5 separate regions of the Mus musculus genome follow, and all the other regions are linked to region 5. Evidence: chromatin loops called from intact Hi-C (ENCODE). Cell type or tissue: heart. All regions are shown on one strand. Each heading gives the region's core, and the rest is flanking DNA. Links, peaks and the distances in the headings are about the cores only. Region 1 holds the start of Nrn1 (neuritin 1). Region 2 holds the start of Lyrm4 (LYR motif containing 4). Region 3 holds the start of Gm30177 (a long non-coding RNA gene). Region 4 overlaps Fars2 (phenylalanine-tRNA synthetase 2 (mitochondrial)). Region 5 overlaps Lyrm4 (LYR motif containing 4).

Region 1 (5,826 bases), core at 1-5,000, 720 kb after region 5:
CTTTTCAGCCCTAGCTACCTAGGCATCTTATTCCTCCCTTTACCTTTTGACCCCTCAAGATAGTATCTTGCAGTATAACAGGGGACAAATGCTACGAGCGCTCAGATCCTGTTTTAACCCCAAAGAGGGAGGAAAAAAATGGATGTGCGCTTTGGAGAAAAGGGAGAACCCCCCTTGGAAAACAGCCGGTCACACACACACACTTCCCTGCAAAAGAAATCACTTTCTTTAGGAAAACCAAACCAGAACTCCTTCCAGAGTCCCCAAGAGCTAATGCCCCGACTCAGGGAGTCTGCAGGGTTTTCTGCAACCAGCGGCAGACCCTGGCCAGCAAGTCCCCTTAGGCGCCTCTGGGGTAGGCAATCTCCGGTCGCCTACCAAGCCGTACCGGGCGGCCACTTACCTATTTGCACCGCGAGGATCAGTGAAATATATCTGCCGTTCAACTTAAGTCCCATCCTACGTTTAGTCAAACCATTTGCGACCGCAGACCTTTAAATAGTTAGTTTAGAGAACGCGGGGGAAAGCTGAAAAATAGGCATTGCCAACAAGTTCCGGGAGCGACAGAGACTTTATGCACTGGGAAGGCAGAGGGAGGAGAGAAAGAGAGGGAGCGAGGAAGAGACAGAAAGAGAGTGAGAGAGTGAGAGGCTGGGGGGGGGGGGGGAGAGCTGGGAATGGTTCACTCCATTAGGAGGGGGCGGAGGAAGTACAGCCTCACGCCCACGAGCAGGCCTGACGTGGGGGATGACACGGATTGATTTTTTTTTTTTTTTATAATATAGACACCTTGGTAGAGAATCACCATTTATAGTCATAAGACTCTGGAATTAATCAGATATCTCCAATTAATGTGCGATCTCAACGAAATCTCGCCTCTCTGTAGTGACTGATTTTCATCCCAGTGGCCACCCCCGCCTCCTCGTTCCAGGGGCCCCCAGCCCCGCCCCCTCCCTGCGCAGAATCGGGGCTCCCTCTCCTCTCCCCGCCCCGGAGACGGGGAGTCCTGGTGCGCCCACTCGATTGTTCAACCTGCTCCCTCCTTCACTGGCGCCACAACGAACCCAGACACTTCCAACCCTGCAGAGAGGTTTGGGGAGCTTTGGGCCCAGGGAGGACAGAGGGGAGAGACTCCTCCGGTCCGAATCACCCTTCTCTCGCCCTCAGTGGGGTGCAGACCCCCTCACTTGCCTACCCTAGTTTTCTCTCCAGCCCCACAGTTGAGCTCTAGGCGCAGCCTAGAGCGCGTGAGCACATAACCCGGCCCCCCAGCACACGCACACACTCACAAAAGCGCACGCCCGGGAGCGCCCCCGAGCTCGCCCGCACACTCCGCACGCGAGCGCGCGTACACACCCAGGCCCCGGGGGTTCGTTCGGCTCGCATGGGGGCCCCCAGAAATAGACTCTGCGTGCCCTCTTGTGAATGTCACTATTCGCGACGCTCACCCACCGAGGGGCATCTATACCAGGCATAGAGACACCTATTTTAGGGGGTTGGAAAGGCTGTCGGGCAAGAAGCCTAGGCTAGGGTAAATTTCGGTTTCTTGTGGTTTACAAACTCTTCGCGCTTTAGGAAATTTCCAAGGCAAGCTCTGGTGTACAACTCCTTTCTGGGGCCTCCTGAAGTCATCTGTAGGGTCACACTGACATGTTGATACACGCACCCACGTCCATCACGTACACACCCAGACCCACACACACCTGCGCTCTTTATTTTATTTTTTGATGATCCAGCACTGACTGCAGTAAAGAAATATCTCTTCAGCTGCGTTCGTGCAAGGTCCTGTAGTGGATCGTGTAAGATGGAAAAATAATCAGGGCTACTTCTTAAATGAAATTAAGTTTTGATTTTTTTTCTCCTTTTCTGCAATGCACCACACCCTCTTTCCCAGTCTGAATTCTAGCGTCTTTAATCAAATGTTGATGGCCGCATTGGCTAACTGTATTACTTGAGCCAATGAAGAGATATGCGAAAGGAGAAAAATAAAAGAGCCTTCATATTTTATAAGACTGCAGGGCGACCGCGTAAGGCTAGGTTAGTGGCAGAAATGAAAGGGGATTAGGGAGACCGGGCTTCCGTTTAATTTGCCTTTCGAAGCCCCTGCACTGGGAGCCCACACAGTCAGCCATCTGTGCACACAGACGGAGAAAGGGAGAAAAGGGTGCAAAACTGGGGTCAGGTGACGGGCGGTGGAGGGACTGAGTAGGACCGCGAGGGTCTTGAGGCAACTAGAAGCTGAAAAGCGCGCACCGAGGGGACCCAAGCTTGCAGCCCTGCAGAACTGCAGAACCAGGGCAAGCTGCCACGGCTGTAGGGGCGGAGCCACGTCCCTGCCCCTGGTGATGTCAGTGGTGGGTGGGCGGGGTAGCGGGGGCGCGCTTTCCCGGTGTCCAGGGGCCCAGTGGCGGGGCCAGGAGTTTCCTGCCCCAGTGTTCAGAGGCTCCCAGAAAAGCAGAAAAGGTGGGCGGGAAGGAGGCGGGGCGAGAAGGGTGGCGAGTGGGGGGGGGGGCGTCCCTCGGACCCTCCCCCAATGCTCTCCAATGGTAGAGAAGGGGCTGGCAAGGGGCGGGACCTCAAGGTTGGAAGCTCTTCCCCCATACTCCCTTGTCCCTTCAGGGTTCCACGCACAGGGCCACCGGTTTCCCCATCTTCCACCCACGTCCGTGGCTCTGAGCCGAGTCCTCCTGTCTCCGCTCCAAAGTCTCAGAGCCTGAGTACCCGGGAATTTACATTTCGTACCCTCAACGTCCTTGCCTTCTCCCGCTCACGCATCGGGACCTTCTAGAACATTTTCAGTGGGTGCCATGGGATCTTCCCTACTACATCCCTTCTCACTTAAAACCAGAGGCTTCAGGTGTGAGGAAGCTGCATTGAAAAACTAAATGGAGCTGAGTGAATCGTGCGCTCAAGGCGTCTGCAGTCCTGCGCGCCTGCGTAGATTCTGAACCCGCTGTTCCTTGCCACCTGGGTGCCTGCTGGTCCTTCCCTTTACACTGGCCCCCTCTACTTCCTGGCCTCCCTTCCCTGGTACAAGGCTTAAAAAAAGTGAAGCAAGAGTCTGGCAGAGGTACAGTCCATAAATAATCCGGGAGAATGAATAATTGAAAGCAGATGCTAACGATGTTTTTGTTTTTGAAATTTCTAACCTTTAAAAATCACAGGTCATTCTTCAGTCTAGGCCCAGGAAGGCTTTGTTTCTTCCTATTTTTAACCGAAGGGAAATAAAAGCCAAGATCATGGGCAAGGATGACTGAGATCACAGGGCAGTATTCATGGTTGAGGGTGGACTGGAGGTCATTTCTTTTATTAATTTGAAAAGCCTATTCATGTCATACTTAGCCCTGTCCTTCACATGACCTTGGGCATCCCTGGGAGGTTTGGGGTTTCATTCTCCCAATCTGAAAACGAAGAGGACAGGTCTATGATGCGATTTCCAGAGGATCTTCAACTCTACCTTTTTATGAATTAGAGCTTTCTTAGAATACCGTGGACATGTCTGTAAGAGGGGACGTCCAAGCCAAAGTATAATATCTAAGCAAAAAAATGTCTGTCATAGATCAACAGGGATAAAGATGGTTCCCCTTCCAATAACTAATTTTCCTAAATGCAGTACAAAACGTTTAAAAAAAAAAGAGTTCTTGGTGCTGTTTGGGTCTTCAGGCTGAACATGAGGAACACCAAATGTAGGTGTGTGTAAATGACAGGCAGGCAGAGTTCCTTTCCCTGAAACACCCAGGTTCTCTCTCAATTCAGGCTGGGCCACCACTCCAGTTTGGCTGAGCAGTTTATGAGCTGAGTTCCCTGCTCCCTCTTCTAGTTCACCATGCACAGACTTCCCAGAAGCTGCCATCTCAAGACACATCCCCTTGAAATTGTTTGTGAGAACAGTTGCCAGGACCAGTGGGAGTTCCCATTTCTGCCTTCTAGGCCAGAAAAGAAGCCGAACCAAGCACAGTGTTTACATCTGTGAAACGTCCTCATCAAACCCATTATCTTGTATGTGAAAGAAAAGTATTAGTTAAAAAACAAGATGAACCCATGTTAGCAGCCCCTTTTCTACCCTCAAGCTTACTCCTTGGTGAGGTGCCTTTTCCCCCTTTTCAAAATTTAGTGACACCTTTAGTCTCGAAATCTATGGCTGACTGAGGAAACTTGGTTTTAATGCAGACATTTGGATTCCGGAAGTCATCGCTCTCCTCTTTAAAATAAGCATGGTTGCTGTGGAATGTAGACAGAGAATGTTGAGGTGACCGTGAACATCTCCACGGTCCCTCTCCACAATGGATTACGTGTGATTTGTGTTCCCGTGTGTGATCCTTGGACCAGAAGGAGCAGAGCTGACACAATTAAACCCTCGAGAGAGCTCCCTGAGTGGCACTTTGACGTTGTGTGAGCTCTGATCTCTGACAGGAGACTTGTGTGCTGAACACTAGAAAAGTCTTCTTCTTGGGGGGGCGGTACATCCTGGAGTGTTAGGGGACACAAGGCATCTCAAGCTTGCTCCACAGCCTCAAGCAAGGACTGCTAGAACGAAGGCCAACTAATTGCACGGGGAAAACACGGTAAAAAATATCAAGAGTTGGAGAAAGTGAAAGGGGATTTGAGTTCTTGGTTTTTTTCCCTGGTATTGCTTTCTTTAATGTTCCAAGTTATTTTAAAATAAATTAGTTAAAAAAATCAATTCTAGGTAGTTATGGGGTTTGCTACAGTTTTCATAATGTTAGTGTGTCCCCCCAGTGGTTCCTGTATTGAAATTTAATCACTGTAGTGAGATATTAAAAGAGAGGTAACTTAATGAAACTATGGTGTTCAGAGGCAAGGCTTTTGGGGAGTGATTAGGACCTGGTAAGGTCATCATGGGGATCCATGACTGAATACTACTAGCTTCATAGAGAGACTAACCAGAGGATACACACACACACACACACACACACACACACACACACACACAACCTACATTCTATAAACATACACACATACTTTATACACATACACACTCATATATATATATGTACAACACACACATACTATACACATGCTCTCTCTCTCTCTCTCTCTCTCTCTCTCTCTCTCTCTCTCATAAAAGTAAGTTTTATCCACCAGGGATGGAGGATTACTGCTAAATAAGCTCACCCTTTTTTGAACTCTTTCTGAACTCTGGCTGGCTGGTTCAATTTAGCTGTTTCTGCTCAAACTCGTCTCCAAGATTCAATCTGGATTCTCTCAGCTTCTCACTGAATTGCTGTGCTTGGCCTCAAACCAACTTTGATGGTCTACTCTACTCTTCTGGTTCCTTCTCATTCACTGGCTTGTCCTGTCTTCACCTGTGTCCAGCTTGTACTCTTTGCAACCTGTCTCTGCAGATGTGTCCCTGTAAAAACTGCCTCTGAACTCTACAAACTGAGCTATTGTGAACTCTACTCTACTGCCTCTCAACTCACTGTCTCAACCACATCGACTAGAACTCAGAGATATGCATGCCTCTGTCTTCTAAGTGCTGGGATTAAAGGCAAGTATCATCATACCGGAACCTAAGTTTTTCTTTACCTGAAACTTGGTCTATGTCAGACTGGTCTTGAACTCAAGAGGTCTGCTTGCCTCTGTCTCCTGGGATAAAATATGTGTCTATATTCCAGCTAGATCACACAGACCTACAAGGTTTTTGGATGTGATCACTTGCCAGAGCAGTCATGTTGCTGGGTTAACATTTCTCTACAGTCTCTTGCCAATGGGGCTCTGTTTCATACGAGGTCTCTGCTTGTGAGAAGTATCCTTAGGTGTTTTGTTATAGTAATGTAAGTAGGCTAAGACTTAACTGTCCAA
Region 2 (5,904 bases), core at 583-5,582, 99 kb after region 5:
GAGGATGTGTGTCTTGGGGTTTTAAGAGTCAGGCCCAGTCTCAGTCAGTCTCTCTCTCTCTCTCTCTCTCTCTCTCTCTCTCTCTCTCTCTCCCACCTGGAGACCTGGATGTAGAACTCCCAGCTCCTTCTCCAGCACCATGTCTGCATGCATGCTGCCACGCTCCTTGCCATGCTGAAAATGAACTAAACCTCTGAAACTGAAAGCCAGCCCCAATTAAATGCCTTCTTTTATAAGACTCGCCTTGGTTGTGGTGTCTCTTCACAGAAATAGAACAGTGACTAAGACAGCAACAAATCATCAGAGTTGTAATACTCTCCTTTACCTATTTACCAAAAGTCTGTTCTCTATGTCCTCTAGTTTATCCTCTGCACCATTATAAGCAACTCCCTCTGACATCTTTACTTCTAGCTTGAGATTCTTTTATCTTGCTGCCCAAAGGACCTTACCTAATCCTCAGAACTCCAAGAATGAAATCTGGGTTCCACAGCAGAGACTATATACCCTGGTATATGTGGCCCTTTCCACCTTCTTGTTGCAGACTTAGTTTCTCTAGTGCTTAGTTTCGATTCATGAAAAATAGTCCATCACAAAGAAGTGCTCAATGGGTACTTAGTGAATGACTGTGTTGGATTGACAATGGAGGGACAGGGCTATATTTGAATTCTATAGGGTATTTGTAAAGGCAGTCTTATTTTATATGACGCTAGTTTTATTTCATGGGACATAATGCTGGCAGGGTTCACAGGGTTTCGATACATGGTATCTGGAAAAGGAGAGCACCTGATTCCTGTGGAAATTACATCTGTGTGAGGCACAGACTACTCTCTGCGTGCGTGTCAGCACACAGCTGCTTGTGTTGAAGCTCAGTCTCAATTTTCTGTGAGGCACAGCCTACCTTTCTGTATTGGCTCTTAAGTCACTTCCAGATGGAAGTTTAGGACGAAAAGGCCCCTAAGAGGCTGTGTAGTCCAGTGAATTAGTTTCATCACCAAGAAAACTAAGTCCTTGAGGCCCAGTAACTCTAAAGCTGCATATTCTGTTAGGGTTGCTATCAGTGTTTTACAGAACTTGTTTCCAGTTGGGCCCCCCAGTGTGAACCTCTGCTTAGTCTCTGTTTATTCAGTCCATTTTTATTCTTGAGACAGACATCTTCTAGACTGCAAGGAACACTCCAAGCATTTACTTCCATGTTTCCTGTCTTCCATCAATAGTAAGTAATAACAGGTATTTGTGGAAACTCCTACCAGGAGGTTTAGTGTTTATGCCCCCTCTCCTCCAAAGCCAATGTCATCACATAAAATCAAAACCTATGTTCGGCTGGGTATGAGCTCACTTGTCCAACCCATGTGCTATTCTCAGTTGACACGACAACTATTATTTTCTCAGCAGGTTTCTGAAATATGAATTACTGCTGGGAAAGTTGGTGCATCTGTTCACAGACTAAAGTAGTGCATAGCCGGACGGGTAGCTCAATCCCTAGAGAAGGGTGCACCTAGAACCAGGTCTGTTTCAGGAGTTAACTGCCAAGACACCCAGCCCATGCCTGGGCAGCTGTGAAGGACAGCTTGTTAAGTACTTGAAAGACTTGGGAAATAAATGAAAATAAGCAAACTGTCTGGAGAAAATGAGCTGGTTTCATCAGATTCTTATTCTTAGATTCAATCTCAAAGGATTCAGGTAATTAATCAATAAGACACCAAATATCAGAAAAACCCTAAAACTCTACAGAAATGTTGGGTCAGAAGTTTCAAAGAAGCAGAAACTGTGAAGGTGGAGGTTCTGAGGTAGAGTTTTGTGTGTGTGTGTGTGTGTGTGTTGTTTTGGTTTTTTTGAGACTGGGTTTCTCTGTGTAGTTCATGGTGGCCTCGATTTCAGCGCTCTGGCTGCCTGTGCCTTCCCAGTGCTGGGGTTAAAGGTGTGCACCACTACCATGTGGCAAGGAAGTATAAGGGACTCATACAAGTAGGGGAATAGGCCAAGCAAGGAAAGAAATGGGGCAGAGTTAAAAATGTAAGTTTTAGTGCATTTAAGTGAGGTGCACGCATAGTAACTCATTAACATACATTTTATAACTTAAAATAAATTTAAGTTTTAAATGTTTTTGAAGAATTGATGCTCCTGTCCTCTTGTTATAGGTCCTAGACTCTAGGATCTAGCAGTAAGATTTCAGTTTGGCGAGGCTGGATAAACTAAGAATTCAGTTTTTAAAGGCTTAGCAACTCATTTTACCTTTAACATGAATATGTAGCCCCTCTCCACCATCCTTTAGTAAGAACGTATCTGATACTTGGAACCAACGTCACGAATTAAAACACTAGTGAAATGAAAGGGGGCCCTAGAGCAAGCCTTCAGTTTTGTGTCCACGTGGTCTAGACTGCCTGCTTCCACTCTTGTAATCTCAAGGCAAGATATAGGTATGCCCTAAGTTTCCTTGTCCTAGCTTCTCACTGGTAGCTTCGCGTTCATCACTTTGTACCGCAGAAACAGGACACTGTTTAATGGTCCTAAAGCCCCTATGTGGGTGTCAGTTCAGGGAAGGTATCCCAGCATTTGAAGGGCAAGTCCTTGGCTCCTCCCCTCCAGGGCTCTGAGGGTCACACCTGGGGGTGGACAGTTGCACGTGCGCGTCATGGGAGTGGAGCCTGTCACTTTCACAGGTTGTGGCCGCCTGATCCGCGACCCCCGCAGACAGAGCTGGGCACCCGATTCCCGGCCCTCCCCCCGGGTCACCTGTAATTGTAGGCGCTGAAATGCTTGCTCTCTCTCATCATCGCCCGGTACAGATCTAAAACTTGTGCGCGGCTGGAGGCTGCCATGTTGAAAATAAACAAAAACAAACAAACCAAAAAACACCCTAACAACAAAACCAAACAGGTCCTTCTTCGTAGAAGCCCCAAGTTTAACTGAACCCAAATGTCAAACGATGCAAAAAAAAAAAAAAAAAAAAAAAAGCACGCTGGAAGGCAGGAGAAGAGAGGCTCCGCCTGGCTCGCGCGCGGCCTGGCTCGCGTCCTGCGCGAGAGGTGGCGCCGCAGGCAGGGCGGCGGGCAGCTAAGGGGTGGCGCCCGTGTCCTGGAGGCTCCGCGTTCCTCACAGGCTCCTCGGGCGGCAGGAGGCCGAGCCGTCCAGCCCCAGGCTCGCTCCTCGGGAGGACAGTCGCGGGCTCGAACACCAGGGCTCAAAGCCTCCTCCGCCTTTCGAACCGCCCGGGGGCGTGGCCGAGATCCCGGTGTCTCCTGACACCACGCCCCCTACACCTGCCTAGGCCCCGTTGCCTGGGTTACGAGCCGCGCTCCCCAGCCCTGCCCCTGCCCGGCTCGGCTGTCTTTGGCGCTGCCTGACCTGCTGTGCACGAAAACGAGGGTGACTTTGCTTTGGATCCGTCTGGTTGGCAGCCTGAGTTTATCAGTGTCATCGTGACTGGGGGACGCAGCGCCAGTGGTGCGGAGGTAACTAGCTGGCGACTTCCTGGCGCACCGGCTTGTCTTTGGGCGAGCGGCTCAAGGGACCTAGGGCCCTGGCCTCTTCCCGTCAAGATGGCGGCGCCCAGCGCGCCCAGCGTCTCGGTAGCCAGAGGTTAAGCTCAGTGACGGCGGAGTGAGTGTGTGGCCGCTTTGCGGACTTCGAAACGCCCGCGTTTGGTTTCCCCGGCGTACGCTGGGTGAGTGCTGGCCTTGCTGCAGAGTAGAGGTGTCAGGTCGCCGACTGTTATGCACTTTGCATTCGGCTGTGACTTCCATTTCCGGGATCTTCACTAAGGGGCTACACTATTTTTTGTTTGTTTACTATTTTTTCTTTCTTTTCTTTTCTGTTTTTTTTTTTTTTTCTTTCCTGTTTTTGAGACGGGGTCTCGTTTTGTAGTCCAGACTGCCCTTGAGCTCCTGGTCACAGATTTCCCGGTGCTGGGATTAAAAGTGTGGGATGCACTACTGTTTTTGTTAAGAGCACGGTTTTGTAGTGCGTAAACATAAATAAACAAACAAGCACATAAATAAATTAGATGTCATGATTAATAAGGGAACCCTTAGGACTTTAGGGGATTTCCTAGACATCATTTCAGACCCAAGGCAAAAAGAGGGTTTTTCTCAGCTTTTAGCTATCACGGACCAGCTTACTAAAGTACTTAAGTTTTTGGGTTGTTCCTTGATCTTAGGACTGTGCGAAGAGAAGCTTCGAATAATTCTGGTTCTTGTGTTTGGAACTCACTCGTTAGTTTTGGAATATTGTTTTATATTAAGATGGTGCAACAAGCCACTACCTGCAAATTCTCTGTCCCTAAATACAGCAAAGAGTCATTTTAACGATAAGACGGAAGTCAATTTACCATGCCTTATCATTTGTTTTGGTGTATCAAGCTTTCATTCTCTATTCGAAACAATCTGTGTTTTTCTGGATCACATGTTTGCAACTTGTTGTCCTTGAATCTAAGTATACCTACTCGTCTTGATGTAGTGGCAATCAAAGGTATTGACGATACAGTGCTTTTATAAAAACACTCTTAAGCCCCTGTTTGATTTTTGTCTTAGTCAAAATAGATTTTTAAATTTCAAATTTAATTTTTAAATAAATGGAACAGAACTTGCCTTTTGTTCCCTTTCTGTTTGTTTGATCAGGTCACTGACTCAAGTTTAATGGGATCCATTAATATTTTGAGTTTTACTTGCAACTTTCTAAATGGCTGACATCTGTAAAGTAGGTTTTCCCCTTGTTGCAGAGTCAGAACAGAGCTGTGGTCTCTTGAGGTAATAGAATATTGATTGCTATTGATAATAATGCCCCAGGAAAACCTACACATTAAAAGTTACAGGTAGACAAAATTACCAGAATGAGAAGGAAAAACGTTTTAAATTACTTTGATTTGTCATAAAAGAGTGGGGAATATGTTTTAAATGTATTTTACTTTCATCTTGAAAGTGAAATTAGGATAATTACTGTATGCAGTTGATGCCTAATTACAAAGGAGTTAATTACTAATGTGTACAGTAATGTATCGACCTGGCTTATCTTTGTGTGATCAAATGCAGCTCATAGAATATGCAGAGTTAAAATAGTTTGGGCAGTAGCTTTTTCAGTTAAAGAGCAGTTGAGATTAGGAAACTGATAGCTTCTTAGTGTTGGGGAAAATTAGTCAGGCTATGGATTTGGACTTTGTACTAGCAATGAACACAATCGACTAATCTAATGTAGAGTTAAATCACAGTAATTAAACATTTTTCAAGAGGTCCTATAACCATTTCAATAGCCAACTTGTAAGCTATTGAGTAGATGATTATGTTGCTGCCAATGACATTTTCTGTAAAGGCTTCCGGATCACATTGTTGTGAGGATTCTAGCATCTACTTTGTTTGGTTTTGGATTTGCTGCTTGATTCTCATGCCATTTTGTTTTTCCTTTGTTCAAATCAATTGCTGTAACATGGCATTAGTTAATGCTATTCCAAGTCTCTCCCCCTGCCCCCTTTCTTTTCTTTCTTGGCTGTTTTGGTGCTTGCTCTGTAGATCAGGCTGGCCTTGACCTGAGAGGTCCACCTGCTCCTGCCTCCTGGTGGCGTTCCCCTGTCCCTGGATGTTGCCAGGGTAGAGAAACATTGAGCCCTGAGAATTAGGGCCTGTTAAGGTGGAGGTTGTGTTTGGGTTGGCTCTGAAGGTTCAGATTCAAGCTGGGCCCTGAGACTTTGGATGCACGGGCGTGGAAGGGCCTCCTTTGAAGAGGAAGCGTTCCTTTCATCTTGGGCAGAGTGGAAGGGAGACTTTCCTGAGGCTAGAGAGAAAATAACTGTAGCTTAAAGACTACGGTGGGGAGTGGATTCTTTCCAGAGCTGGGGGTAAGGCCATGCATCGAGAAGACACTAAGTGATCTGAACCCTCATGTGATCTCAGTCAATGATGCCACAAGCTGAGA
Region 3 (5,801 bases), core at 802-5,801, 710 kb after region 5:
AGGCAAGAGTAAGTGGGGAGGGGTCAGGGGAGGTGAAGGATGGAGATTTCTCTGTAAATGAACTCCCCGCAGAAGGTCCAGTCCTCCTGGTTGCTCACTGTGGTTTGGATCCCGACCCACAGGTCCGTTGAGGACAAGAAAGATGGAGCCTTCAGTTTCCTGATCTTTGCACTATGTCACTGTGCCTTTGCTGTGCCACCTCCTTTGCTTGCCACTGCTGTTGCCAGGCCAGGGAGTCACAGCCTTGGCAGCCAAGCTCCAGGTGAGAGCCAGGCAGAGGGGAGGGGAGGGGAGTGTTCTGGGGGACATCACCCATAAGCAGAAGGCTTTACTCCAAGGGTCTTGTCCAGGGTTTCTATGGAGAAGTTCATAGTGGAGTACACAGCTTGGGGGTAGATCTGCAGCTAGAGGGCTTAAAGCTGTAGGACTACAGAGAGAAAAACTGTCCCCTACAAATTAAAAGGCAGAGTGAGGTTGTCCAGGGAGGATACTTTGAAGAATTCTGAGAGTCCTATCAGATAAAGCCTAAATCAAACAGGAAGAAGTTAAATCAAGAACTAGCACTATGGGCAGGTTGCCTCCAGCAAGTACAATCCCAACACACACACATCCCAACACACACACACACACACACACACACACACACCCCTCACTAGCACTACTTTGCTTAGGTTGTTTGCTTTGGGAAGTGGGACCAGATCCAGATGGCATTACAAATTGCCCCACATCCTGGCTTAGGCACTTGAAGAGGCTTGGGGTATGGGGAAGGGGACAGGTTGAGGCTCTTATTTTGAGCCCTGCAGTTGGTGAACTCATTGATTCCCTCCCTTCTACTCTGTGGCTACCACTGTTTCTATGCAAGAGGCTAGGGAGGAGGGAGATGAGCAAGTGGACTGTGGACCCCCCCCCTGGTAGGTGTTAGGGAGTAAGGGGAAGTGGGGCCCTTGATCTTTCCCTGGAGGGCCCATGGACTTAGAGTGCTGTTTCAGAAACTGCCTTTCACCCCCAGCCCCAACCAGAGTAGGAGGGCATGACCAGAGCAGGGAGACTGGCTTAGGGCACAGTGGGTGTGAAAGGTCACAGGGGATCTTGGAGGACCTTCCCAGAAGCCTCTGCAGCGATTTGAGGATCCTTTGGGAAAGGAGGAAATTCTTCGTCTGGTTTCCAGGAGACCTGAGTCCAAAACTGTAGGTTTGGCAGTGATGAGCAGTTGAAGAGCAGCAGGCCCCTAAACTATAAACATCGGAAGTGAAAATTCTTTTTAATCGCAATGAATGAAAAGCTCTCTGGATCCCCTGGAAGTAAGTCTGTGGGGGCCCTTGTAACATTTGCTTCCCTGAAGGTCCCTTGTGAAAGGGAAGGGTTTAACCCCGGGCCTCCTTTCTCTGAGGCGGGCTTTATCTCTCCGGATCTATCTAATTCCCCCTCAGCACCCACTTATTTCACAAATCACCCTACCCCCCACCCTGCTACTCCTACTTTCTGGATCTGTCTTCCCCACCTTTCGTTGTGTTCCCATTTTCCACGCTGGTGTCTTTCTCAAGCCTGCCCCCTTCCAGTTCGTTCTCCCTTCCTCCACCTCCTGACTGAGGCTAGGACTTCTGAAATGTTCTTCCCCACATTTTCACAAGTAGTTGATGATAGCATATTTTGAATCTACTTTGCCTAGGATGGTGTGAAGGAAGCCCTCTTCGGCGCCAGTTCGAGAGCCAACCAGGATGCTCCAAGGTCAGGTATGGAAGAGGTAGGTGTGCTGAACTTGGTGCCCACGACGCCCGCCCACTTTACCACAGCCTTAGGATACACACACCCTGATTATACCCTCACCCAGAACTAGTAACCGGGACTTCTGCGACGCCACTTAAAAACAGTAACATCACAACCAACATATGTCCTCACGATTAAACAGCACCTGATAGCTGGAGCCGGCATGACAATCATCTAAACAATCCCAAACAAAAGAAAGGTTCGGTAAGGAGCCAAATCCAAAAGCCTGAGTTTCGAAGACTCGCCTTAAATTCCTGGAGATCTCTCCTAGTGCAAGTGAGCGAGTGTGGTCCTTTGATCCGGTAAGGTAGCTTCAAATAGTAAGCCTGTCTTCGAGGGAACCCCTTAGGATAAGTGTGCACGGGAGGCAATAGTGTTGGAGGAGCCTTGCATCCAGAGGAGTTCCACCTGGAGAGCAGTTGGAACCTCACTCTGAGCAAGGAGTTCCAGAGAAGGAACCCTGTTGTGTGAACAAATCAGCCTGCCTCATCCCGCCCTCTGGTCCCTTCTGTCTCCCCCCACCCCCCAACAGCCTACTTGGTTTTCTAGGAGGTGGATCTAGCGGGAATCTCTCTTCGGGGAGGGGTGTGTGTGGGGGGGGGGGTTGGGGGGAGCCCCAGTCCTCCTTTACCTCCAAAGCCTGCAGAGAAGGCGGTGCGGGCTTCGTTTCCAAAAGCTAGGGGCATGTAGGCACTGGATCGTCCCTAATTCACAAAATATTATGGAAAAACAAAACAAAACAAAAAAACAGAATCGGATGAAACCCTTTTTCCCCTCTCTTCTTGTACCCTCTCCCTATTGAAAAGATTGATATATTTGAGACAAGCTTCGATGTTTTCATCTTTTAATGCTGGCCATTGTGCTTTGGCTGGTCAGCTGTATACTTAGACTTCTGGAAAATACCATCTGAATGAAATGAACAAATCCCACGGGTTTCCAAAATAATGAGCGACCCGGAGCAGCGAGATCTCCTTTGGTTTGGGCTGAAATCCAGCTCCAGGGAGGAGGAGGTGTTGGGGGCTGGGAGCGGGTGGAACAGTTCCCTAGAGTGGCCCTGCGCGGCGCGTGCGTGAACCAGAGCCCGTAATGTATGCTGCCATTAAGAATCCATGCAGCTTTCAGAGCTCGGGGCGCAAGGACGCATGTGTTGCTGGAATTCAATCCGTGGGGGGAATGCAGATTGGGCTGCGACCCACTGGGTTTGATTTATGAACGGTTACACTAGCGATTGTTTACACATTGCATTTCAGAGTCCCGGCACACCCTCCCCGCCGCGGGCGACGGGGCTGCTGGGTGTGGGAGCCTGTTTCAGCGCCGGAATCAGCCTTCATCCTTCTTCCACCCCTCCGTGTACCCTGGGGAACACCCACAAACTCCCTCCCAACCCTACCTTCAGCGAAATCAGATTTTGATTTCAATGAATCCAAGAGCTTATGTGTAGTTCTCCGTCCCCCACAGCCTACACCATGACTGCAGACCCAGGACCTGGGTCTGGACTGCGCCTATTTACTTATTTGTGAGGCCATGAGGAGCCTATAAATAGGAAAGAAGGGGGCAGATCGAATGGCAGATCAATAGGCCCCGTCTTCTCGCCATTTCAGTTGTGCTGTCTTATTAATTATGAAAGGATTCGCCCGATCCTCGCCTCTGCCCCTCTGAGGAGCCCTTAATGGCGGTTCCTTTGCAGGCTACCTCTAGTCACCACAGAGGAAGCTGCGTGTGGTTGTTAGGGCCCAGCCCAAGGAACCGTGGTTAGGGCTCAGGCCCACCTGGTGCCTGGGCAGCCGGCTGACCACCGGCAATGTATCTGTGTGTGCAAGACCGGTCCTCCAGTGCATGTAGTAAAGGCCTTGCTCTTAATTTGAAAACGACCTCCCCCACCTCCCCAGTATAAGCAGAATGTAGGAGACATGGCCAAGTGTCCCTAATTAAGGTTCCCATGAAGTCAGCAGGGTCATCCAGACAGTTTGGTGAGCAGGTGAATTTATCACCTGTCACCGTGTGTTCCCCCAAGAATTCTGGAACCTCGGCGGAGGAAACAAAACGACACCCCATTTCAAACAATAACTTTTATTTTATACTTCTCTATACTTTGTAGCAAATTTTTGCTGAATTTAATTTATAATAAACTTTTTAAATTACATCTCTCTCTTTTTTTAAAATCAAGGCTCTTTTATGTCAAAATCTTTTTTTTTAAATTCTATTTTAGATTTAACATTGATTACCCCCTTGTGATCTATACCGTTGGATATTCAGGTATTACTGTATGTGTAACAGCTAAAACAAGAGAGGAAGGAAAATAAAGGCAGTGGACCTGAACGAGGGGCATCGACAATAGCAGGTGAAACCGGCCCCTCATGACCATAGCAGCATCTCTTATGACAACCTATCCCACTATACCCAACCTCTTTCTCTCTCTCTGTCTTATCCTTAAAAAAATGCTAAGCCCACACTCTTGTGTTTTCGCTTTTCTGGAGGAGAAATGTGCAGTGGAAATGATCAAAACAAGGTACTGTGGAAGAAAGACGTGAGCATGATTATTCACCGGCTGATTCCCACGTGGACACCACTCTTGAAGTCATTCCCCTGGCCTTCTCCTTTTCCCTCTCGCTTTCCCATTAGGAGGAGCCCATCATTCTTCATGTTATCAACATGATTAATATAGTAGGTGGCCCAGGGCCATTCCTGAGATTCTTTTGCCAAAATAAAATAAAATAAAATAAAAATTTAAAAATGGGGGTGAGTTTGCCGTTTTCTTATTTTTCTGTGAAGACGGACTAAAAGGTGAGGTCCGATTTTGGCTGTGCTCGCTCGCTCACTGATCGGTAACATTTGGCAAATAAAACACAAGGAATCAAACACAATTAAAAAGAAGAAAAAAAAAAGAAGAAGAAAAAGAGAGAAACAGGATTTCCCACAATCCCATATGAGTGTTTTCAACATCACAGAGAATCACAACGTCCTCAGAGAACGAATGGCTATTCCTCTCGATTTCCGGGAGCATGGTGTGAGTGTGGGTGAGTGAGCGGAGGGGGAGGGGGGGACCCGGTCCCGCGCTCAGAAGGAAAACCAGGTCGCTAAAGCTGCCGAGAGAGACACCAGGAGCACGGAAAGCGCCGGGAGCAGGGACCCCGCCGCCCCGTTGCTGCTGCCGCAGAGTTCGAATAAGCTGCCTTGGATGTTGAGGTTTTTCGATTCTTTTCTCAGTTTATCCCACATATCTTTCGCCCCTTCCTGGCAATCCGTAAGAGCTGTGACCGTGCAGCTGTGGAAATCCTCCCAGTATCTGGGGAGGAACAGAACAAAACAGAAGGAGTAGCATCACTTTGGGTGCGGGAGGACCCTAGGTCTGCGCCCCGGGTGACTGCGTCCTTTCTAACCTTCCGAGCATCTTCTCCCTACTCTCCCCCCTGGGTCCCAGAGACCTGTTCTGAACTAAGTAATGTCCTGTCTGATCTTTGGTTCATCCCAGAAACCTGGTCCCAGGGTGTGTGAGCCTCTCTTTCTCCCCTCAGATTTTCCTAGCCCGGTGCCAAGAGAGGACCTGACAGCCAGGAGCGGGGTCGCACCCGCTGCGTGGCGCTGGCACTGTGGCCTGCGCCAACAGATTGCTCACCCTCCTCCGGGAAAGCTAAGAAAACAGCACTAAGCCTTGCAAGCTGCGGCCCATTAATGCCTCTTAGCTAGCAAGATGGGCGACTTGCTCTGAGCCAGGCCCTCCCCCTCCCTGGCTTCTCACATTCTCCTCCCCCTCGCCCCTTCTGTTTCCCTCCTCTCCGCGCCGCGGTCCTCTCGCCTTCGCTTTGCTTCTCTCCCTCCACCCAGCCCCCACACCTTCCTTTTGTTTCCAGTTTCTCTTCACCCTCCCCACTTTTCTTTTCCCCTACCCTCCGTTTCCCCCTCTTCCTTTCCTCGTTTCCCCCACTTGCTTCGGGTCGTCCCAGGCCACCCCGCCTTTCAACCGTCCTAGCGCTCCAAAGGCGTCGGGAGCCCCCGCCTCCTCGCCTCTCCTCTCGGTTCCCTGGTCGGTCGGT
Region 4 (5,904 bases), core at 303-5,302, 260 kb after region 5:
TTGATCTTCATATCCTGGGTCTGTGGAAGAAGTTGTGGAGTCTGCATAGTCAGCAATCTACTTCATTTCCTAACAGTTAACGGATTATTCAGACTGCTCACAGGAGTAGCATTCCTAGGATGCTCCGGGCAGTCTCCAGTCATGCATAGGACAATGGTGGTAACATAAGAGTAATGTGATAATTTCATTTGTCTTTGTAAGGTACTGTGTGTACCTTGCCTATTTGATTGATCAGGTTAGGGGATTCTTTGTTTGGAATTTGTACCTATAAATGTCGGTGGGTGTATTTCCTGGCATTTTGCAGCCTCGAGCCTCCACTTCCAATCATTGACTAACAGGAGACATTGGGAAATCTCTTGCCAGCCTCTTTGCTGGATAGTTACCATTTCTGGGTCCTTGAAAAGTGCTCAGTGAGTCCACTAGAGATCATGTCAGGCCCCATCACTGTCACCATCACTAGGACTATTTCTGGTCTTCCGTGGCAGACTCCAGCCAGAGGCTCAGCTGTGTCCTCTGTTATTTCCCTCCTTTGTTTATTATGCCTAGCCTTCCTAGGGTGCTGTTGCACACAGAGCAGTACTAACTACCATTCCACCCAGGGTCCCTGCAGCTCACAGCAGCTCATGGTGGGGTGTTCTGCCCCCCATGGTGGACTCCCACTGGCACTGGCTCATGTGACTCCAGGATGGGCTATTAGTAGCTAATCCCCCATGGCTTTCTCCATAGACCATTACTCACAGACAAGACCCCTCATGCCCCTCTACTCCAACACACACCATGCAGGAACCCACCTGCTAATTGGTATTCTTGCAACTCACAGACCATTTGTCAGCCTGTGGAACTTGATCATCAAGAATATTCTTTCTATACACTGGTATCCTATCATAGAGCCAGGTTTCTGTCAGTCATGCTGGCTCACTTTGAGGATAAACTGATGATACTTCATGAAGCAAGCCAGAGGGGATGGGATAATGTATGTGCTTCTAAATAGGGTATGGTTCCGGTAACCAGAGGTTTTATAATACCCCCCCCCAAAGGGAACTGGATTCTGTATTCTACCTCTCTGAGTCTGTTCACAGGATATGATTCTATTCAGTGTTGTACTGCAGAGCTCAGTAACTAAGTCAGTAACTGAGTCAGATATAGATCGGATTCTTTTGTCACTTGTCAACTATATGGTATTATACTAGATATTTATCTCTTTAGTCTCATCTTTCCTTGATTCAATTTTAATTCATTCTTTGATTTCTACTTTTGTTTTAATTTTCTGCGTATGGTGTTTTGGCTACGTATATGTAAGTGTCCAGCATCTGTGCCCAGTGCTTGTTGAAATCAGAAGAGGGGACCCAATCCCCTGGAACAGGAGTTTGGTCATGTTAGATACCATGTGGGTGCTGGGAATTGAAGCTGGGTCCTTTTAGGAGCTGGCAGTGTCCTTTAACACAGACTCATCTCTCAAACCCCTATTCTTTGTTGTTTTGTTTTGTTTTGTTTCGTTTTGAGACAGGATCTCGCTGGCCTGAAACTCTGTAGATCAGGTTGGCCTCAAACTCAGGTTAGACTGAAGTTTACCATCAGAGAATTGGACTGAAGGCCATGCTAGCACTCCTGGCCTGTCTATTAATTCTTAATTAATTTCTAATTTTATTCATGGGAGATATTGACATTAACCTTGAGTTGTAAATATTAAGAATGTTATCTGTAGCTCTCAGAGTAGTTTGTGACATGGAATTTGAATCCACCGTGCATTAAACTTTAGTTAGACTATTATCTATTGTATTGTGGTCATTTTTTTTAGGCATTATGGAAGGAATTAATTTCAGAAGCACAATTTCTGAATCATTTTCTTTAGAGTGAATTTGAACTCAGAGCTGAGCTAGTATTTTAAGTTGTAAATGTAGATTGCCTTCATTTGTTTAAGAGGATTAGAAGTAATATTTAGTGTATTTTTCTCTGAAATTTTATTTTTATGATAATTAGGTTCTTAGAGATTCAGAAGTGAAATGTTTCTGTACTGTTTATTTTGTACAGCGCTGTGTAAATACAAATTTGTGTTTGTTCAAACTAAATTTGAAAGTAAAGTCTAAAACTACGGTTATGACTTTAAATCTAAAATAACAAGTTTTTTCTTTTGACCTGAGTGTTCTAAAACATGTACTAATCAGTGAGCTCGTGTAGACATGAGAGACTGTGAGTGCAAAGGCAGATTCATTTTTTCTTTTTTAATTCTTTAATTTGTGCTTATGATACGCAATCAGCACTCTGAATTTTCCCAAGCTCTTTCTCGAGCTGTTTCTAATAATAGCCAAGGTACTGGTGAGTGGCTGTGTAGAAGACTGTTCTATTTACAGCAGCCTCATTGTTGTTATCTGGATCTCTCTTGTTCCTCTTGCTGATCAGTAAGTGCCTTTTAAGTTAGAGTTTTCTAAGAGTGCATTGTAACAGAAGTGAACCTCAGCGGGAGGTTTCCAAACTGGAGAGCCTTACCTAGACACAGCAGCAGAGGGCGCTCGGTCCCTCTTTTCACGATAACAGAGCCTATAGCAACCATCTCTCTTTTGAGCAGCTAAGCAGGAATTGTTCATATTAATTAAGTTTTTCGAAGATCTTGTTCTGTGATCTGGAGCTAGGTGCCTTAGAGTAAAATAGGTCTTATTTCAGTCTTGGGAAAACGGAGTAAAACAGGGAATTTCCTGAAACTCTGCAGGAGGAATAAAAACGCATATACTAATGAGTGAGATTTCAATGAAACTCAGTGAATCCTTCTCTTTCCTTTCCATAGTCTGGCTAATGCGCAAAACATCCATTTTCTTAAGAAGACCCAAATGAAAACCCCAGGAATTTGCATTTCCTCTTGAATAGTTTCCTTAATGAAAGGTGTTTGAGACATAGGGTTTAAACAAATCAGTGACTTGAAACATTGTGGCACCTACTTGAAATTTAAACCTTTTTATTAGATAGCTAGTGCCTCTTTGCTTTTAGCCAACAAAGACCCGTAAGAAAAAGAAAATGAAAAAATAAATAGCATTTCTGGACCCCTATTGCCTAGTGCAGGCGGATTATATTCCCTGTGATCTTGTTCGCTCATATTATGTGGTGATTAGAGCCAGGCTTCAATCAGCTGAAAGATTCCCCAAGGCAGGGTCTTGTCCCACCAGTGCACATGGCATGCCCCGTCTGACACCAGGGCAACTTGAGAATTGAGCCAGAGATGCTGCAGTTTGGTGTAGCAGATGCACACTGGTGGTTGCCATGGAGATTGCTAATACTGCTGAAACTCAAAGAAAGGGCACTTGCCACAGCTCAGGAGCCTGTGTGAAAGTGAGTGAAAAGCAAGTGGAATTCAGAATAGGGCCTCAGCTACTTGTCCCACATGGAGTTTTAATTTCCTTTCCTTTCCTCTTCCTTTTTCAGAATCTAGATTGAAAACAGGGCAAGTCATAAGGCAGGCTGGAGCCCTCGGAGCTCTCTGCAGCCTGACATATCCTTGGGATAAGTGTATATTAACAAGCAGGCATGACTAATAGGATTGGGGTTGGGGGCTGGGCTGGCGTGTGGCAATCCTTCTGGAGCCTCTGGTCTGCTTGTCACTGGGGCTTACTAGGCACCTTGGGATTTGTCTGCAGCATATGTGCTGCTGTTAATGATTGAAAAATTACCACAACAATTAGTCACGGATCACTGAAGGCAGGGCCCCAAATGTGATGGACAATGTGATTAAATCCATGTATGTGACAATTAACTCTCCTGCAGGTTTATCCATCCAGGGAACGTGCCCTAGGGGTGAGAGCAGAGTGGGTTGAGACGATGGGGAAGCGTGGTGTTAGAAAGGAATAGGGGAGGTGAACGCCACAGACGAGACTGATGCAGCTGGCACTATTGGTTTTTAATCTGATCCGGAATTAATCACGGTTTGATTAATCCTGGCTTTATTGCACCTTTCTATTGCCCATTTATTTATTTCTGCCTCAATTTGATGGAGGTGTGACTGATTAAATTCTGCTCATTCCATGTTTTTGAATTTTTTAAATTTGGCTCTCCATTGAACACAGTGTTCTAGGTGGTCCAAAGTCCAATTATCTTGTAAGAGCTTAACAGGCACCAGACACAGCATGTCGTGAATCCCCCCATGTATCACAGCTGAGTGACTCAGAATAAATATTTGTTTGTTCAGTAATCTGCCAAGCAAAAGAAGCCTGTGATGTCAATATGCTTGGTTATTTGGAAGAAATAAGATTCCCCACCTCCCAACTTTGGTAATAAGAGTAACACAAACCAAGAAAATTTTGTGCAGAAAGGAAGAAAAATATTTGTATGAACTTATCTTCAAATACATTTTTGTAGCATAACAAGGTCAAGTTATGCTTGTCACTTATAGCTGTGGCTGTACATTGCTTTTTAAACCACATGCTCTGTTCTTTCTTTAGATGATTCTTTGTTATCCATGTTGCTTATGAAACACTGCACTGTAATAATGCCTAGGAGGCTGTGACACAGAGCAGCCCAAGCAGAGCCTGTTGCTTTGTTGTACCTCCGGGGCCTGGGATGTGCTGTGTTGCTTTGTATCTCCTGGGCCTCAGATGTGCTGCTGGGTGGCAGGTGGCTTGCCCCATTCAGAAGACATGGGAAATTACATGGTCTACTTATGGTGTTGCTTCATTTTTCTAATAGAATTTGGGAGAACAATTTTTATACCCCCTACCTCCCACCCCAGACTCTATTGGGTTGTCTTCTTATCTGCATTTTAGCATGACCTAACCACATATGTAAACTAGAACATTTGTTTGTGGTGTGGGCCATAGTAACTTCCAGCACAGTAGACTCAAAGACAAAAATCAGCCCAAGAAGAGTCTTGCTGCTCTGTGAGAGCTCAGAGAAATATTGTGTCATTGATAGTACCACTGATTTGAGCACCAAAAAAGAGTGTCAGCCTGCCTGCAGATGGATGATAGGGAAGCCCAGAACCTCTGTCTTCCGCTGGTTAGCCCACCCAATGCTCCCCTGTAGCCAGCCTCGTATGAAGACTGGAAAGCTCTTCCTCAGGAACTGGCATTCTCTTCTACTGCACTCCATTCTGGAACCAATGTTCCAGCTCGGTAGTCACCGATAGCAGTTCATCTGTCCTTCTGTCCATTTAATTGGGAATGTAATGACCAGGACTGACAGCCAGTCTCTGTCCATTTGCTTGTTTGTCCAAGTGTTATTTCAGTTGTTTATTATTTACCAGCTGGTTTGCCATGAGTGAAGCAGTGCGCCTAGCACATACAGTGGACATGAAAATGGGAAATATAGTATTTTGCTGCAGCCAGAGTACAGAGATAGATGAAGTAAAAGGAACTGTATTCAAAGTGGGAATTGGCAATTGCTATGGAAGCACACGAGATCAAAGACATAAATATTGCTGGCAGGAGACGTGACTTTTCCTTAGATTTTTTTGCAAGGTTTTCTGGTACAAGTCTTTGAATATTTTCTCAGTTCACTGATAGCAATGGCCAAAAGACTAGATTTTTCACCATTTCCTTACATGGTTTGAACTGGTTGACCAGGATGGAAGAGAAATGGACACTGGGCATGAGTAGTACAAGAATGTGGTGTGGTATGTTCAACCATGAGTTAAGGGGAACAAGAGTTGAACACGTGCAAGCATAGTGTGGATCCAGATAAGGAGGAATATTATGGCCTCAAGCAGTCTGGACTTTCATCTATGGGCAATGAATTGGATCACAGTAAAATGACATAGGAATGGCTATGTCATGAAGCATGGGCTTCCAGAAAGCTACTGGCACTTGGGGCCCACACAGTTCGTTTCTGACTTTTCTGTTCATCTTCCTTTATTCTTTTCTGGGTCCCAAGTGACTGATCTTGTTTCTCCCCATGTGGATAACACAACACTCTTATGGGGCT
Region 5 (5,904 bases), core at 495-5,494:
GTCAAAGTTCAAACCCTTTCCTCATCAAAAGTACAGGAAATGCACAGATTCTAAAATGCTGACCAAGACAAGGCAGGTCCTACCCATGACACAAGTCATGACAGGACAGGACAGGACACTGCATTTACAAAGACAACGGCTGGAGCAGAAGACTTAGGAGGATTAGGTAAAGGCATATCTTTGGCTGGTTTTAAGATTTTTGTATTGACTGACATTTTAATGATAATCCCAGTTAATAGTACACATTTTTTTTAAAGGCTTTGCTGACACTTGGTAGGATTTACAACATACTATCTGGATGACAAGAGGTTTGCACATATATCACAAATATCCCCAAAGCATGTAGGTGTTAGTAGGCTATATAGGGTTAGACCAACAAGGATGTGGGCTGCTGGCTTTAGAGATAAGAATGATTTCATGTTTTATAGATATTTATATTTTCTGGCTGGTAACCCCACACCCTGAGCCTCAAACTAGGTTCAGAGAAGCTAGGTCGCTTCTTGTGTACATAAAGGCTAGCTTCTCCTAGCTGGTTGCTCCTGGGATTCTAGTTCACTCACCTAAGGTCTGGTGAATGTAACATACAGTTCAGGCTGAGTAATGTGACAGATTCTCTGTGTGCCTTACCATAAGTAACAATGAAAGAGTGATACGGTACACTGAAGATGCAGACCCTTCTTGTACTACACTGGGTCCTGGCAGGAAAGCTTTCCTTGTGCTGCTTTTCACGTCACATAGAGCTAGCTCCCTACATTAAAAGCTCATCAGCATGCTGTAAAAATAGCCAGTTTTATATTCAATGTCATTTTGGTCTTCACAGGAAATCATATCCAGAGCCTCCATGTGTGATAGAAACTCTTTTGTTTATGATATGTTGGACTTTTAATCTTACATTTCACGTATGAAAGCCTACACTTTATAAAATTATGGGCACTTATACATGTGAGCAGATACAATGCCAGTGACACTGCGCTGCCTCCTGGGAATGCAGAGCGAGAGGCAGGAGGGTGACGTGGCTCAGGTCCCCATGGTTATGTATCTTCTGTTAAAAGGCGATCGCATGAACAGTAGCGTGCACAGCTGTCAGGGATGGAGTTTTGGTTTTCTCTGCCACTTCACTTGCCCCTTGACTTTGGGCGAATCATGTTCCTCGTCTGTAGAATGCCAGGTGATAGTTTCAAATGTCCCCGCTGACCACAAAAGCCACTCTAAGCATATAAAGTGCCATCAAGAAAACATCTCAAGTAGCCTAGGCAAGAGCCCCCAGGACAGGGTTTCTTCTTTTGCAGGCTCTCACACCCACAGTGACTAGCTGCACAACAGAACCTCATTCTGTGAAAGTGTTTACTGACAGGAGACATGAGAGGCCCCAGGATTTTACAGAGCAGGGAACTGAAATTTCAGAACAGCTAAGGATGGCCAAAATCTCTGCAGACTGGAGGAATTTTAGAGACCATGAAGGCATTAGAGGAGTTGGGGGCAGGGAGTGTCTTATAATTTGAGGTAAGGTTTTCCAAACTTTCCAGCCCTCCAACTGGAATTGCACACTGTACTACCACTGGGGCAAATGTTTAACTATAGACAGGATAATGACCAGAGCTCAGCCTTTCTTTCTTCCACACTGGAGATGGAACTCAAAGCCCTGAGCTTGACTGACAGGCATGTGACCTACCACTGTGCTCCACAGCCCACTCTCTTTTCCAATCACATTTATCTATTTTATGTGTGTGCATGTACATGTGTGCTATGAAGCATGCATAGAGGTCAAGAGACAATTTGCCCAAGTTGTCCCTTTCTGTTATCCTGTGAATTCCAGGCATCCATCTTAGGTTTTCAGGCTTGCTGGTAAGTGCCTTTACCATGAGTTTCATGGTGGGTCCCAGTCTTTCTCTTTTCAGGATGAAGAAGGTCAGACCAACAGAGCCTTGGACCTTGTCTGACTGCAAACTGGAGGGGGATTTGGAACAAAAGCTGGCCCACTGGCCCAACCAATCACCCACTGAAAATGGGTTTGAGGCCACCAAGGGCCTCTGGCATATTCTGTGAGGTTATCTGTGTGTGCAAGGAACCTACAGTAATGTGCAAAACAAACCTTGTCGGTGGTTGTTTCCAAGGACAGACTTGTGCCCTGAATGTCCCTCTTCCAGTGTGACTTAAATCTTCATGGAGACACTATTACTGTGCCTGGAAGGTTCTGTGACTCTGACCCTTACACCCCAACGACAGCAGAAGAAATATTGCACGGCACTAGAAGTAATGTGACTTCTGCCTGGCTCATTCTTAGAATTCTAGACCTGGGAAGCTGCCATGCTATGAGGAATCCCAGGCTACAGGGAGAGCTCCCACTTGTGGTCTGGCTGAAATCCCTGGCCTGGCCCCCAGCTGCCAGCCAGCACCAGTTGTCTGACAATTGAATAAGAGGACTTGGGGCTCAGCTTTTGGGTCCCTGATCATTGTATTTGTATTTCAGCCATGTTTGGATTTCTGACCTGGAGAAGTAGAGTATGGTATAAAATGAAGATTCTTACTGCAATCCACCATCAGACAGGTTGTTTATTATACAACAATAATGGGTATTCACGATCCTTGAGATAAGAGTCTACCTTACATTTGTTATTTTAACTTCTACTACTCTTCCATTCCACACTTTCTTCAACTGTTTATGGAGAAAATAAAAAGCCACGTTTAAACGTTTTCTCCTTTAAATTTGAAAAATAACATTCTTTGTATCAAAAGATAGTGTTACACCTCTTTGGGACTATAGCCACACCCAGATTTTAAGGGTATACTACACAATAGCAGTTCAGTCATCTTCTGTTTTACACAGTCTTTATTCACTATAGAGTCCCTAGGCATCTTGCCCTCCCCAGCCCCCATATCTCACAGTCTGCAGGTCAGTGCTATCTTCTACAGCACCCCCTGATCCTGTTCTGCATGGTTCACCATGGTCTACTCATTCTAGGTATTTCCTGCTCAGCATTTCATGGACCTCCAAGGAGCTGAGATGCCCCACGCATTGTTTCAGGGCAGAAAAGACCAGCATGTTCCCACTTCATGTTCACACTGACAGACTTCAAGAGACTCAAAAGACATCTGTTAGTGCACTAAGGCCTTCAGTGCCTACACTGAAGGGTCTAGAACTTACACTTCAAGCAGACTTTTGGGGGCTGGTTTAAGTAGGTTTTGCTGGTGATGTTCAGGATTCTGATCTCATTGATGTAATATATTGGTGGTAGTAGGCCAACATTATTGAAAGGCTGACTGTAACAACAGCAGGACCCATTTTAAAGATACTTTGAGCATAGCTTTGATCTTGAGATGCAGGCTGATGGGGCCTTGGTCTAGGCGGCTCAGAAAAGCACACAGTGAGAATCAAGCCAGAAAGGAGAAACTGCCTCTGTCATACTTCTAGAGTGCTATGGTGTCTGCAATCTTAAAAAACAAAAAACAAGGCAGTTGTCCATTTATTGGGGGAAATTTTTGCCTCAGAAAATCCTGATTTATGAAGAATTACTAAAGAATTCACCAACATAAAACAAACTTTTGGCCAGCAGATGGCAGTAAAGGACCTTGGAAGTGAGTCCAGCAGTGCGTTCTGAAATGCTGGCAGGTAGCTCTTAACAGCTATTGTATAAGTGATTTATGTATTTGGATTCTGCTCAATGTTATATATGCATTACTGAATAAAACATTCACAGTGTATTTTCTAGCAGCAGCTGAGCTCCAATTCCAAGGTTCTGAGGCCTAATTCCCAAGGCTCAAAGGAGCCCCTGACATCAAATTGCTTTTCTTCCCTGAAGAGCTGCTCCACACCCCAGAAAAAGAAATGCTTAGAGCAGGGAGAGAGATTTGATGTGACCGCATCCTCAGAGCAGCTTACCCACTGAGGGAGGACGTGCGAGGAAAGCAAATGCCTGTCAGGCATTTCCTTGAGGCATAGCCGGTTGTTTCCTTCTCAGCACACGTCACACCCTAGCCTTGGGAGAGGAAATGCCTGACTCAGTTTCCACAAGGAAAAGTGGTTATGTTTTGGAGACTCATGCCAAATAAACTACTTCATGATTTTCTCCATCTTTTCCAGAGAACCCCAGCTACCCACAGCCACAGGAGCTGGGAAATCGAATTGTTCCAAACAACAGAGTTAGAGCTATGTAAATGCAGGAGCAGGGATCTGCCTGGGCGCTGGTGTGTACCAGTCAGCCTGGTGCCTGGCATGATGTGATTGTGTGGTGGTCACAGTGCTAGTGCAGGCCACAAGGCCAATGCCGTGCCTCAGCTCCAGGGAAAGGCTCCCAGAGAAGGAAAATGTCTTATTTAGAACAACGAGAGGCAGAAAGTCAGGCTCTCTTTTCTGGCAGGGAGACAGCATCTATAATCAGGGCAGACCAGGTACATCCCTGTGGGAAACACCAACCTGCTATTTCAAACATGTGGCTAACTGATAGTTAAGCGCTTTTCATTTACATGACATTTCATTACACACACATACACACACACACACACAGAGGAAAGACAATGCAGTTATCGCTATCAGTGTTAAGAGCTCACATCTGACCATTTTCTGTAGGCCAGGTGAACGCCAACCATTCTTACTGCATCACTGCAGGTGGGTTGTACAGCTGTTCTACACAGTCGACCCCGTTAGCCTCATTTTGTAGAAGAGGAAGCTGAGGACTATGAAATGCCTTGATATTCCATGGCATATACCATGGATATACCAAGGAGTCAGAACTGAAACGGTGAGAACTAAGACCCAGAGTCTTCCTAATTCCTGCCAGTGCTCTTCATCACTGTGACAGGGAGGGTGATAGCCGTGGTATTTCTCAGTGACAGCGAACACTTTCTTGTCCACAGAGTTTTTAAAAAAAGCTTCATCTACAGGAAAAGCAATAGGTGGGGGAAGAAATCACAGGAGAGATTGCTGTGAAGGAGCAGAAAATTCATTTCATGCCAACATTCCTTATGCATACTAATAGGAAATGCTACAGAACACCAGAAACTCACCAATGCCTTTACTAAATATTATTTATTAATAATCATAAAAATAAATGAGACTAGCTATGGTCTCATTTATCCCCATGGCTTCATTACCAATGCTCTCATGGTATTGACTGCCTGACCCGAGCTCCCTCTTGACCTCTGACGTAATCAGCATGTACATGATCCCTACCCCCACCCTTTCCTTGGCCATCATCCCTTCCGCCAGCACTCAGAGCTCTGGCTGGTCCTCTACCTGGAAATTATGCCTCCATTATCAACTCTCTACAATTACATTTTCTTGGTACCGTAATCTCTCTAACATATACATTTTGTATTATCACTTCAGTGACTGAAATATTTTAATTCCCTCTTACTGCGTATGTGTTTCCAACACTGTATTCTACCCACCTCCCTGGGCTAGAGCATAGGACGTCTCACACACGCCTGTATCACTTACTGCTTGCTAGTTTAATGGCACAGTGGTAGCATCCTCGCCCTCTTCAGTCCTAGTAAGCAAATGCCAGACACTGCTGAGGCTGCCTTGATTATGTCCTGTCCTTAGGGTTAGACTTTACTGGAAACATAGCCTGTGCCAGGTATAGTATTTATCATGCAAAAATCCTCTAAAAGAGACACTGTGCTCTTCATTTTTATCAGTGAAAACTGAAATGCTGAGGTCTTGTCCAGGGTGACAGGATCCACAGTCAACTGCATGCTCCACTACTGCCACCAGCAAATACCTGCTGTGTGTACTGCGCCCAGGTCCTGGAGCCCCTGCAATGGACCCACTCTGGCACATGATGCTGTTGATGACCTGCTCTAGGCTGTTCTCTCTCTCTTTCCACTTTCCCCTCAGAGTGCTAGAACGTTCAAGCTCTCATGTGCCCAGGGAAGTCCGTCTTCCTGTAGCCCTGTGCCTTCAGT

Evidence for each region. Hi-C counts contacts between places; a loop is a spot of excess contacts. Peaks named below come from ENCODE experiments on the same cell type or tissue, not always from the same donor. Only the 100,000 strongest peaks of a DNase experiment are listed, where the experiment ranks them.
Region 1: a loop joins it to region 5, with 2.2 times the contacts of the local background. A loop is called at or near these places in 6 of 42 quality-filtered maps.
Region 2: a loop joins it to region 5, with 4 times the contacts of the local background. A loop is called at or near these places in 17 of 42 quality-filtered maps.
Region 3: it touches region 5 in a loop (2.0-fold over the local background); 6 of 42 quality-filtered maps call a loop at or near these places.
Region 4: a loop joins it to region 5, with 8 times the contacts of the local background. A loop is called at or near these places in 22 of 42 quality-filtered maps.

What each region holds. Positions count from the first base shown.
Region 1 is chr13:36,733,833-36,739,658 of GRCm38, forward strand. It overlaps Nrn1 (neuritin 1), which reads right to left and starts at 645. Exons shown (of 3, transcript NM_153529.2): 1 at 404-645. The coding sequence starts at 458. In heart, for the core only: no CTCF peak of the experiment used is centred there; a DNase peak (open chromatin) is centred at 2,339; H3K4me3 peaks cover 3,299 bases; H3K27ac peaks cover 2,310 bases; H3K27me3 peaks cover 1,145 bases.
Region 2 is chr13:36,114,342-36,120,245 of GRCm38, forward strand. Lyrm4 (LYR motif containing 4) reads right to left here and starts at 3,016. Exons shown (of 3, transcript NM_201358.2): 1 at 2,734-3,016. The coding sequence starts at 2,819. It overlaps Fars2 (phenylalanine-tRNA synthetase 2 (mitochondrial)), which reads left to right and starts at 3,302. Exons shown (of 7, transcript NM_024274.3): 1 at 3,302-3,664. In heart, for the core only: a CTCF peak has its summit at 3,051; DNase peaks (open chromatin) are centred at 2,630 and 3,240; H3K4me3 peaks cover 2,732 bases; H3K27ac peaks cover 1,991 bases.
Region 3 is chr13:36,721,804-36,727,604 of GRCm38, forward strand. It overlaps Nrn1 (neuritin 1), which reads right to left. Exons shown (of 3, transcript NM_153529.2): 3 at 3,819-5,053. The coding sequence ends at 4,825. It overlaps Gm38636 (a long non-coding RNA gene), which reads left to right. Exons shown (of 4, transcript XR_873241.3): 2 at 1-262; 3 at 1,169-1,301; 4 at 1,670-2,359. It overlaps Gm30177 (a long non-coding RNA gene), which reads left to right and starts at 5,052. Exons shown (of 2, transcript XR_382190.4): 1 at 5,052-5,799. In heart, for the core only: no CTCF peak of the experiment used is centred there; no DNase peak of the experiment used is centred there; H3K4me3 peaks cover 2,552 bases; H3K27me3 peaks cover 3,758 bases.
Region 4 is chr13:36,279,766-36,285,669 of GRCm38, forward strand. All of the region lies in intron 4 of Fars2 (phenylalanine-tRNA synthetase 2 (mitochondrial)), which reads left to right. Among named protein-coding and RNA genes, the nearest start is that of Gm40912, 75 kb to the left of the region's middle. In heart, for the core only: a CTCF peak has its summit at 2,495 (motif pointing right); no DNase peak of the experiment used is centred there; H3K27ac peaks cover 946 bases.
Region 5 is chr13:36,015,870-36,021,773 of GRCm38, forward strand. The region is part of intron 2 of Lyrm4 (LYR motif containing 4); the gene reads right to left. Among named protein-coding and RNA genes, the nearest start is that of Ppp1r3g, 51 kb to the left of the region's middle. In heart, for the core only: CTCF peaks have their summits at 2,350 and 3,551 (motif pointing right); a DNase peak (open chromatin) is centred at 2,342; H3K27ac peaks cover 878 bases.